Linked DNA regions of Homo sapiens: region 1 is linked to region 2. Evidence: chromatin loops called from intact Hi-C (ENCODE). Cell type or tissue: GM12878. All regions are shown on one strand. Each heading gives the region's core, and the rest is flanking DNA. Links, peaks and the distances in the headings are about the cores only. Region 1 has its middle 74 kb from the start of LINC01795. Region 2 has its middle 290 kb from the start of VRK2.

What was found. Hi-C counts contacts between places; a loop is a spot of excess contacts. Peaks named below come from ENCODE experiments on the same cell type or tissue, not always from the same donor. Only the 100,000 strongest peaks of a DNase experiment are listed, where the experiment ranks them.
Region 1: it touches region 2 in a loop (2.0-fold over the local background); 1 of 110 quality-filtered maps calls a loop at or near these places.

The regions. Positions count from the first base shown.
Region 1 is chr2:58,347,668-58,353,054 of GRCh38, reverse strand. No RefSeq gene overlaps it. Among named protein-coding and RNA genes, the nearest start is that of LINC01795, 74 kb to the right of the region's middle. In GM12878, for the core only: no CTCF peak of the experiment used is centred there; a DNase peak (open chromatin) is centred at 2,434.
Region 2 is chr2:57,756,756-57,762,142 of GRCh38, reverse strand. No RefSeq gene overlaps it. Among named protein-coding and RNA genes, the nearest start is that of VRK2, 290 kb to the left of the region's middle. RefSeq lists a silencer at 483-683 and an enhancer at 1,955-2,249. In GM12878, for the core only: a CTCF peak has its summit at 2,131 (motif pointing left); DNase peaks (open chromatin) are centred at 1,482, 2,142 and 3,583; H3K4me3 peaks cover 666 bases; H3K27ac peaks cover 650 bases.

The DNA of each region.
Region 1 (5,387 bases), core at 217-5,216, 590 kb before region 2:
GGACCCGCTCACTGACAAAATACCACAGGGGTAGATCACATGTAGCATTTTTACGTTTTACTAATGTAAGTCATTTACCACATGGGCATATAATAGACACATATTAATTTTAAGGTGGTCAGCAGAAGCTAGAACTAAAGTTATTATATAGATTGTTTATCTGTATAATATATAGAATGCATGTCCATGAATTTTTAGATGAGGAAGCTGAGACTCAGAGAAGGTTGCTCAAACACAGAACCAGGGCCAAAGACCAAGGGCTGTGAGTCCCAGAGCACTGTAGCCACTTCCCCATAGTGAAGTGGAGTTCTCCTTAGACATGGGACAGGAGCACAAATGCCTAAGAGATCACCACATGCCACCGAAAATGTTTAATATTTTTCTTGTGCCCACTGAGGCATAACATTCTATTCAGGGAGGAGAAACGTACTTGAAATATACCTGAAGGATCAACTAGTTGAATATACCTGAGGGATCAGTAGTTGAAAGATACCTGAGGGATCAAAGAGTCCCAATCCCTCAATTAAAACATGAAGTAACTGATATCTAAGCAATTAGTGGCAGGTGTAGGGCTAAACCCCATCACCAGAATCTCAATCTAGTTCTAATTTCAATGTATCCTGCCTCTGTGAGCATCAGAGAATAAAAGTGGCTGTCTGACTTTCATGAAAAAGAAGACCAAAAGGCAAAATTAGGAGAGGCAGTTTATGTAAAGAGCAGACCCCAGGCAGGATCTCTCCTCTGGAAAGGGGTGAGAGAGAGTGATGTGTGAAAACAGGATGCAAGGAGCTGCCACTGCTAGAGTTATAGTTCTCAAAATGTGGTCCCTGGCTATTAGCACCCAGCATTACCTGGGAACTTCTTAAAAATTCAAATTCTTGATCCTAACTAGACCTTCTGAATTGGAAATTCTGGGGGTTGAGCCCAACAATCTATGTTTTAACAAGTCTATTAGACAATGCTGACGCACTTTATATTGTGAAAAGCAATGCAGTAGAGAAGTCTTTATGAAACTCATATGAACCCAATTCTCAGGATACAAGAATCTACTGAATAGAAAAAAATCTTCCTATATAGGGCACATCTCTGTTCTATTTGATCTCTTCTAACTCTGAAGGTATACCTGATTACTTTCATAAAACAGTCACGCAATCTTAACATGGACAAAATGTTTAATTCTCTCTCATTCATTTCTTTCTAAGCTCTAAAATTCTTAATCTTTCTATAATTATTGCTTACCATGTCCTTTAGTGCTACTGATTTATTTAGGGTTTTTTCTCTATAGTTTTCATGCATCTATATAGTTTGGTATTGAAACATATTAGTACACTAAAATTGCTTAACATATCAAATAAAGGGCATATTAAACTGAAAAATATTTTAAAAGATAAACCACTGTTGTCTTCTTATTCTTTTAGGTCAGCTCCACATGGATAAACTTTATCTTTTCATTGAGTCTTAAAGTTGGTGCAGTGAGATTCTAGTATAGACCATATTTAGCTAATATGCTAACATGCTGGGTTTCAAACATTTTTATTTACTAAACAAAAACAAAGGTTAGTTTATAAAAAGAGGATGAGGAAGAGAAAGCAGCTCAAGAAAAACAGTTGCAAGTGAACAATGAGGAAATAACATTGTGCTCTGTGTTAAATACACCTCGATTTGACTCCCTGCTCTGTTGCCTAACAAAGATAGACACCTGGGGCGTGTTACTTACACTCTACGTCTCAGCTTGCTTTTTTTTTTTTCTGAGACGGAGTCTCGCTCTGTCGCCCAGGCTGGAGTGCGGTGGCACCATTATCGGGCTCACTGCAACCTCTGTCTCCTGTGTCAAGCAATTCTCCTGCCTCAGCACCCACTACCACGCCCGGCTAATTGTTTTATATTTTTAGTAGATACAAGGTTTCGCCATGTTGGTCAGGCTGGTCTCGAACTGACCAGCCCTCCTCGGCCCCCTTACAGTGCTGGGATTACAGGCGTGAGTGGTATTAATGATGTGAGATCATTTCTCCCTCTCTTCTTCATTTTCTGTTCTATTAATTTTGCCTTTACATTATGCTGTTTTGTATTGTTAAGTGGCTCTAAAGTATCCTATAAATTCATTGAGGGCAGATAAGATATCTAAGACTTACTTATAATTTGTTCAGCCTGTTGTACAAAGCTCTGAACATCTAAATGCAGTAGGCCCCCAATTACTGAGAGATATCCAGTATGCGATACCAATGTAAGAGAAAAGTGCCACCAACATTTATCCATGGGCTACTTACTGTCATTTCTGTTATAAAGGCTCATCTTTATCTGTGGTCCCTACTCTGTGGCTTTCTGAAACAGTCAGCAGTCGTAAGGTTTAGCCACATCAAAAGACCAAGAAAGGTTTTTTCTCTAAATAGAAACTGTAACTTGGTTTGATGCTCTCATTATACTTTACAGTGGTTCTCAAAGTGAAATCTCTGGATGAGCAGGATCAGCATGACCTGCAGAACAGTTAGAAATACAAATTTTCAGGCACCACCCTGACCTATTAAATCAGAAATCTCTTATCACAAGCCTTCCATGTGATTCTGATGCACTCTAAATTTTGAGACCACTGGCCTAAAACAATGTCCCTATTTCTCCTTGCTAGTTATCAGGGTCCTGACTAGTATCATTGATGTTCTTAAGGGGATATCTTATCAGAGGTAGATAATGGGATAGCAATGTCTATAATGTATCAATCCAACCAGTAATAGTTGTATAATGAACACAGAGTATAGAATTTTTCAAAGCATGTTTAATGGGTTAGAATTCAAAGTTAATAAGTACTGTTTAAAAAATAAAAGGTATTACTTAGGCAAATAAACTTAGAGAAACTAGATTAAAAAAATTTCTACCCTGAGAAATTTTCAATTTTTTAATATATTCAAAAATATTCCAAATCTTCACAATTTCCTCAAACTTATTTGAAACCACCTTTTCCAATAAAAATGTATTTTTTGCTGATTCAAAGGCCTCTTTTTGTGGTTGTATTTCCCACACCTGAATTTTGTTATAACTTGTTACCAAAAGGTGTTTGATGTTACATTATTTTTACTTGGATCCTTTCAAAATTATTATTCCAGTGGTTCCCAACTGGAGCAATTTTGTCCCCAGGAATATTTGGCAATGTCTGGAGACATATTTGCTTGTCACAACTAGGGTGGGGGGGAGTTGCTACTCATATACAGTGATTAGAGACTAGCGATGCTGCTAACTATCCTACAACGCACAGAACAGCCCCCACAACAAAGAATTATCCAGCTCAAAATGTTGATAATGTTGGGGGTTGAGAAATCCTTTATGAGTTCTTCAAATAGTAGTGAGCAGAGTGAGCACTTTCTGTGTACCTACTCGCACATTGAATACAGATTGTCATACAGACTTGTCTTTTTTATAGTCGTAATTCCAATAGAGGCATCCAATAAGAGCATATTGAATGAGTGAATTAATAAAATAATCATTGAGAGAAACAACTATCATGAATGAAATTAACAGCAAATCTTGGAAGTCAATGTAAAAACCACATCATTTAACACAGCAAGTGAAATCCATATTGAGGAAAGCTTTCAGGAGGGAAGATTACAACTGATCTTGACCGATCAGAGCAGATGGGGGAGAGCAGAGAGCAGTCCAGCCAGGGGGATATGACAGACCATGCAGAGAACAGGCACATCAGGGGCTGTCACACGTCTTGTAGGTCAATGCCTCGTAACTTCACTCATGTGAATCTACCTGCAGGTTCTACTCCCCTTCTTTGATCCTGTCCCTGTCCTATAACAAACAGGTAGCAAGTGGCAGAAATTAACTGATGGCCTAAAAACCATAAGGTTTTGTTTGCCATCCCAGGATTTTGTTTGTCTGTTTGATTATTTTTAGGAACTTTGTTTGCTTAACTATTTTTATGACATAAATAACCATCAATTAATTTCGAAAAAAATTTTTGAAACACAATGTTTGTACATATTTATGAGGTTCCTGTGATATTTTGTAATATGTATATAATGTGTAATGATCAAGTTGGTGTATTTAGGGTATTTATCACCTTGAGCATTTATCATTTTTATGTGTTGGGAACATTTCAAGTCCTCTCTTCTAGCTATTTTGAAACATGCAGTATATTGTTATTAACCAGCCATGCTGCTCTACTATTGAACATTAGAACTTATTTCTTCTATCTAATTGTATGTTTGTATACATTAGCCAAACACTCTCTATCCTTCCTCCTCCCCACACACCCTTTCCAGCCTATGGTAATTATCATGCTTCTCTCTACCTCCACGGTATCAACTATGTTTAGCTCCCACATATGAGTGAGAACATGCAGTATTTGTCTTTCTGTGCCTGGCTTATTTCATTGAACATAATGACCTCCACTTCCATCCATGTTTCTCCAAACAACAAGATTTTATTATTTTTTATAGCTGAATAGTATTCCATTGTGTACCACATTCCATACCACATTTTCTTTATCCATTTATCTGTTAATGAACACTTAGGTTGATTCCATAACTCTGCTATTGTGAATAATGCTATAATAAACATAGGGATGTATGTATTCTTTTGTTATACTGATTTATTTTCCTTTGGATAAATACCCAGGTGAGGTATTGTTGGATCATCTGGTAGATCTATTTTTAGCTTTCTGAGAAATCTTTATACTGTTTTCTATAATGGCTATGCCAATTTACATTCCCACCAACAGTGAATGAGTTCCTCTTGCTCTGTATTCTCGCCAGCATCTGTTTTTTGCATTTTCACTAATAGCCATTCTAACTGGGGTAAGAAAATATCTCATTGTGAGTTTGATTTGCATTTTCCTGATGACTAGTGACGTTGAACATTTTAAAAATATACCTGTTGACTATTTGTATGTCAACATTTTGAGAAATGTGTATTTATATCCTTCACTTTTTTTTAACAGGACTATTTGTTTTTCTGTTGTTGAGTTTGAGTTCCTTGTATATTCTGAATATTAGTCTCCTGTCAAATGAATGGTTTACAGATATTTTCTCCTATTCAACAGGTTGTCTCTTAACCCTGTTGATTGTTTCCTTTGCTGTGCAGAAGCTTTTTAATTTAATGTAGTCCTGTTTGTCTATTTTTGTTTTTGTTGGCTGTGCTTCTGAAATCTTAGCCATAAATTCTTTGCCCAGTCCAATGTTCTGTAGTGTTTACTTTATGTTTTCTTCTAGTGGTTTTATAGTTTTCAGTCTTATGTTTAGGTGTCTGATCCACTTTGAGTTGATTTTTTTATATGGTGAGAGAGAGGGGCCTAGTTTTATTCTGCATATGGTTATTCAGTTTTCCCAGCACCACTTATTGAAGAGGATATTTTTCTTCAGTGTATATTCTTAGTGCCTTTGTAGAAAATC
Region 2 (5,387 bases), core at 253-5,252:
TAGTATTTTGTTTTGCTGCATTTTGTCTTTAATGGCAGACGTAACTGAGGTATCCAGTGTGTCCTTAATTTTAACTTTCCTTTTGAGAGGCCCTAATGAATAGCTGGCTGTTCTTTAGGGATGAAGTGCTGCAGTCAATTGAAAATCCAGTGTGGCGGTTGGTTACTATTTCAGCAGAGATGAGTTTTTCCAGTTCAGTAGCTGGCTTTGTGGCAGGGGCATGGAAGAGGTGTAAATGTGTAGAGTGGACTGGGCCCCAGTCCACTAGAACTTGTGGACATACAGGAGCTTTCTGTTCTGAGTGAGTGAGAATAGTGGCCACTTTAGGGCAGAAGAAACTTATTTTCATGGCTGAGGCTTCTACACCAAAGATTGATTAATGAGATACAAGCATACAAACTTGCTTAATATAAGTTTTGTGTGACATGGGAGCCTTCATAAGGAAAATGCCCAGAGAAACAGGTAAACTTGTAAATTTGTATGCTTAGGTTTGATGAAGAGTGAACAGTTATGAGGAAGTATGCAAAGACGAAGGGAATGTGATCTAATGGCAATAAACTGGGGGGAGCTTAGCAAGGCCTGTTTGCTCTGATCCTTCTTTGTGTCCCTCTGTCTCCAGGAATAAGAATGTTCCTTTCCTCCAGATCAAGGGAGGATACTTTTGGAATTAGGTTCTTATGCTCTGCTTCAGAGAAGTGTGGGAGAAGGTTAGAGAGCAACCTTCCTAGGCTTTATGACCTGCTCTAAGGGAGAAAGGTGAGAAGAAAGTAAGGGCGACTGTCCTGCTTCTTGTTTTTCAAATGCCAAGGTGCCATATTTGGGAGAAGCATATCCTGAACCCATCACAGGTACATGATTACCTGGAATAAGTTCCTGGGAGTTGGGTACCTTCCTTCTTTCGGTGGTTTCATATCTATGGCCACCTTCCACTCCCCAAACACTCCCTACCCTTCCTCCTTTTCCCCCTATACACATACAGAACATTGATCTGCTTCTTCTGAATGTTCCTCAAATATGCCAGTTTTTTTTGTTACCATAACTGACTAATTTTTGCTGAGTGTCATTTCATTCTTCTCTTATGTATAAGTAAAAGATAAGAGATGAACATTTTATTTTCTCTGTTACTAAGTCCATTCCCTTTTGATTCATCACAAGGCAAAATGAATCTCAAAAATCTTAATGAAGTTGGTAGTTCCAGTGCACATTAAGAGAAAATTATCTTACAGAAAAAATACACATCAACTATTTGGTTAACTGATGAGAAACTAAAGGCCAAGTTTGGAAATTGTTCAAGTTTTCTATGAATATTCATAAATAATTAACTTGCATCTCAATTTAGAACCTAACAACAGTTCATTTCAATTTTTAAAAAATATCCGAGTTAATTATATGCTGAGGTCTCCTTGCTGGGTCCTCTCTCCTAGTGGCAATTGAATAACTGCAGTTGGTGACAATAACCCTGTGTTTCTGTGGCGTTCACCACATTGCGGTGTAGCTGGAGGAAGATACATAATGAAACTCTTTGAAGGACAGCTGGCTTCCTAAGGGGTGCTCTCTCCCTTTCCCTACTCCCAATCTTTTCCTATGGGGGTAAATTCCTTTTGTTCACACTTTTTACTGAAAGTGAAAAAAAAAAGTGTGCAAAATAAGAGGCAAGAAGAAAATAACCTGCCCTAAAGTAAATACATGGTGAAAAACGAGATAGGTTTATCCTGTTGGAATTTTCCATGCCTTCAGAAGCAGATGCTTAGTCCTGTGAGGGATGCAGAGATTGCAAGCCTCCCAGGGTAAAAAAATAAAAAGAAAAAGAAGAAAAAGAAAAAAATTCAGGAAGAACTCAGTCTAATCGGACGAAGGGACCCCTGTACTTTGTGAAAGAAGGCTGCATAGAAGAATCAGAGCCCTGGGCTCTCAGAGGGAGGCCATTCGGGGACTGCCCCTTTTGTCTCCTCGCCTTGTATGGGCTGGAGGATGGAAAAATTGTGGACAAAAGGCCCGAGGAGGGCGGAGGGTCGGGTCTGAACTCTCGAGGCACAGCTCTCAGCGTTATTCACCATGCCACGTTTCCGCCAAATGGTCCTGTCCAGTTCCCAGCCCGGGCCGGGTGCCGACGGCGGGGTAACACTGCCATCTAGTGGCCATCTCTCCCCTGCCAGCTGGCTCTCAGTGCCCTCTTGCTGGCTCGGTCGTTCCCTCACTCCCCCTCTCTCCCTTTCTCTCTTGCTCTCTCTCCTACGCCCCTCTCTCTCTTTCTAAAAAAGGTTTTTTATCCCATCAAGGAAAAAAAAAAAAAACCTGGCTCTTGGAAAACAACCAACTCTCTTGGAACTCAGAGATAATAATCAGTTTCTCTGGGCTTGTGAAATTGGCTCATTAAGCGTGCTTTTTAACAGAAAATATTGGAAGCGATTAAGTCTGCTTTACTGAGTGGGCATGAAATGGCCAACCTTCGGCCACCCACAGCTCCTAGGTGCCTGGCGCCGTTTTATGCATGCAGCGTAATGTCTTTACTTGAAGTGCTGTTTATTCATCACCTGCTTATTTATCTCTTTGCATTTGGCAGGCACATCGATCAATGTTAAACTGTCACACAAGGTTATTTTTCTTTTACATAACAGTATAGGCCTAAGGTAGTGGCATATTAAAAGTAATAACTTTCTAACTTGTAGCTCAAGATGACAGCCCCATTTTTACCCGAATATATTACAGCAAGGAATTCCTCATTCCGTTCTCCCTCCCCCTCCCTCTACTTCACTAGTACGCAGCTCTTCCAAGGTCAAAGGCTTCATTCTGTCTAGCCTCCCTCCCACTTTGCATACCACTCAGCTTCCTCTTCACCTCCAGTTATCTCCACCTTTTAGGCTGATCCGCCCACAGAGAACATTCTGTGCACCTGGTGTACACATCTTGCTTGTCCCTCTTTATGATGGCATTTACCCCTTTGCATAAAGATGTGGGGGCCAGCAGATCTCTGGAAAAGAAGTAAAAAACGACTGCATATGATAGTGAGAATCGTGATGGTCTCATTTCCATCTCCACAGACATCTCACTAAATGTAATAGTATATTTGGCTTTAGAGTTATAATAAGCAACAACAACCACAGACCCTATGAAAAGAATCGAAGGAGAAACATCTGAAAGCAACGGTATTGCTCTGAAGCAACTGGTGTGATTTGAGGCTGTTGAGTCCACTTATTTTCTTCCTCCTTTCTTTGGTTTTAGGTTAATTTGTGCCCAGTTTGTGATACTTCCTTTCTTGGCAATAGGCCAAGAAAATTTTCTTAGTGCAAACAGGTTTTCTTTTTCTTTTTCTTTTTTTTCCCTCTCCAGTCCAGCCTAAAAATGCCTACAGATGGGATAGCAAATCTTTTTAGTATCACATTTCAAAGTGGCCCTTAGAATTTCTTCCTGTCCTTGATCTCTCCTTTTGAATTTCAAGTCAGACTTAGATTCTGTTGCTAAATATGTTTCGGACAGTGGTTCTCAGATACAATGCTTTGATAATCTTGTGTACACAGCAATTAAGTGTCTTAGCATAGCAGACCTTGTTGTGGTACAACTATTCTTGTGACCTAAGGTACCACATCCATTCTGATAGTCTGTCTCTGTGCGCACCAAAATAACTCATCTAGAAAGCAGGAGGAGGGAAGTGTAAGTGGTTAAACAAATGTGGTCCAGTAGACTACTGAAGTACCTGCTTTGGAGGCTCACAAGCTTGGCATTGAATCTGGCCCACCTTTTGGATTTGCTTATGCATTCCTATGCATAGAAAGATGGTGGAATACTGATCTATGGTGATGTATTTTATCATGGGTAGCACAGCCCCAGAAAAAAAGCATGTCCATTAAAAAAATGCAGCCCGGCCTGTGTCTATGCTCCTACGATCAATATTTGCATTAAAATGGCTTAAATGTATGTGGCGCAGAAGCTGTCCATTCTTTCAACCTGACCTGCTGCATTGATTAGGGCTAGTGCTAGAGGGAGAAAGAGCAAATCAGGCAAGGAAAAGAATTAAAAGGAAAGATAGAAGAAAATGAAAGCTGTCGCTATGAGTCCTGTAGGAGATATACTTTAAGCCAATCATGGATGCCATCTTTACTCAGCAGCCCACTCTGCAGGAGAATGCACCCTCTCCGTATCTCTCATAGGGCTATTTTGTCTTTTAAAAACCAACAAAAGGATTTCTGGTTGTCTCTAAGACTGGGCAACTCAGCAGCTTGTGATTAAGAACTCAATGTTTCCAGACAGCTCTCTGGATTTAGCTACTTTTCTTACTTGTGTGTGTGTGTGTGTGTGTGTGTGTGTGTATGTGTGCTTCAGCAGTCCATATGTGTGAGCTATACTTTGTTGGGCTAAAAATCTCTTTAAAAAGAATTATAACCACCACTTATTAATTGATCATTTTGTACCACATATTGCTAAGTGCTTTGCAGGGATTGATTGATTGATGGTAGCTATGTGGTATCAATACATTGATTCTTTAAAGCTGCTTTATATACTGGTCATTCTGATCCCATGTTTAGTTGGCATCCAAGGATAGATTTGTAACTAGTCCTAAATCAAACCATCAGTAAAGGGCAGTAGTTCTTCAAATCTGGATCTCTGATTCCACAGCCCAGACTCTTAACCATCATGCTGGGTAATGTTCATTGTGGATGTCTTATCAAAGTAGACATCACATTTAACACTGTTTATGAAGAGATATAATGCCCACTTTATAATATTGGAACCCACTGTCATATCACCATAGACACTTTCAATTATTTGGTGCACAAAATATTTTCAGTGGAAACATGGATGGAAATTATCTCCAAGAAAAGGCCAATGAATAATAAGAGCAGAGATACAAGGTGTTAGTACTTTGTTTACCTTCTGTTGTGGCAAAGAAATAACCCATATATATCTTGCTTGTTGAGGTGAAGCAATCTCCAGAAATATGGAAGTTTCTGAAGGGAACCGCTTCAGGGTGCTCATTCAGGGGTTGACTGGACTGGATATGAGGACTATAATATATGTGTCCAGACACATAGTAATAGGCACTAAATGAATACTTGTTCATATAATATTCAAGACATATGTGTTAAGTAATTGCTGTTGAAACCAGTGCTGGATAAGCTATTTCATAATATCTAAAAACTGATTCCATAGTTAAGGATAAAAGCAGACATGTGAAATAGTTAAATTCCTTCACAAGACAGTATGTGATCTTAAATTTGATCTTAAGTTTCCATTTGAGCCTTATAGAAAATAAATTTATGAGGAATTTAGAAAATGGAGAGTGTTGGGAGGTGGAGTGTTTGAAGAAAGCCTTGTAGAGTAGGACTTGAAGATGAGTGGATAGAATGTACATAGGAAGATAGAGGATATTCAGAATAGAGAAATATGTA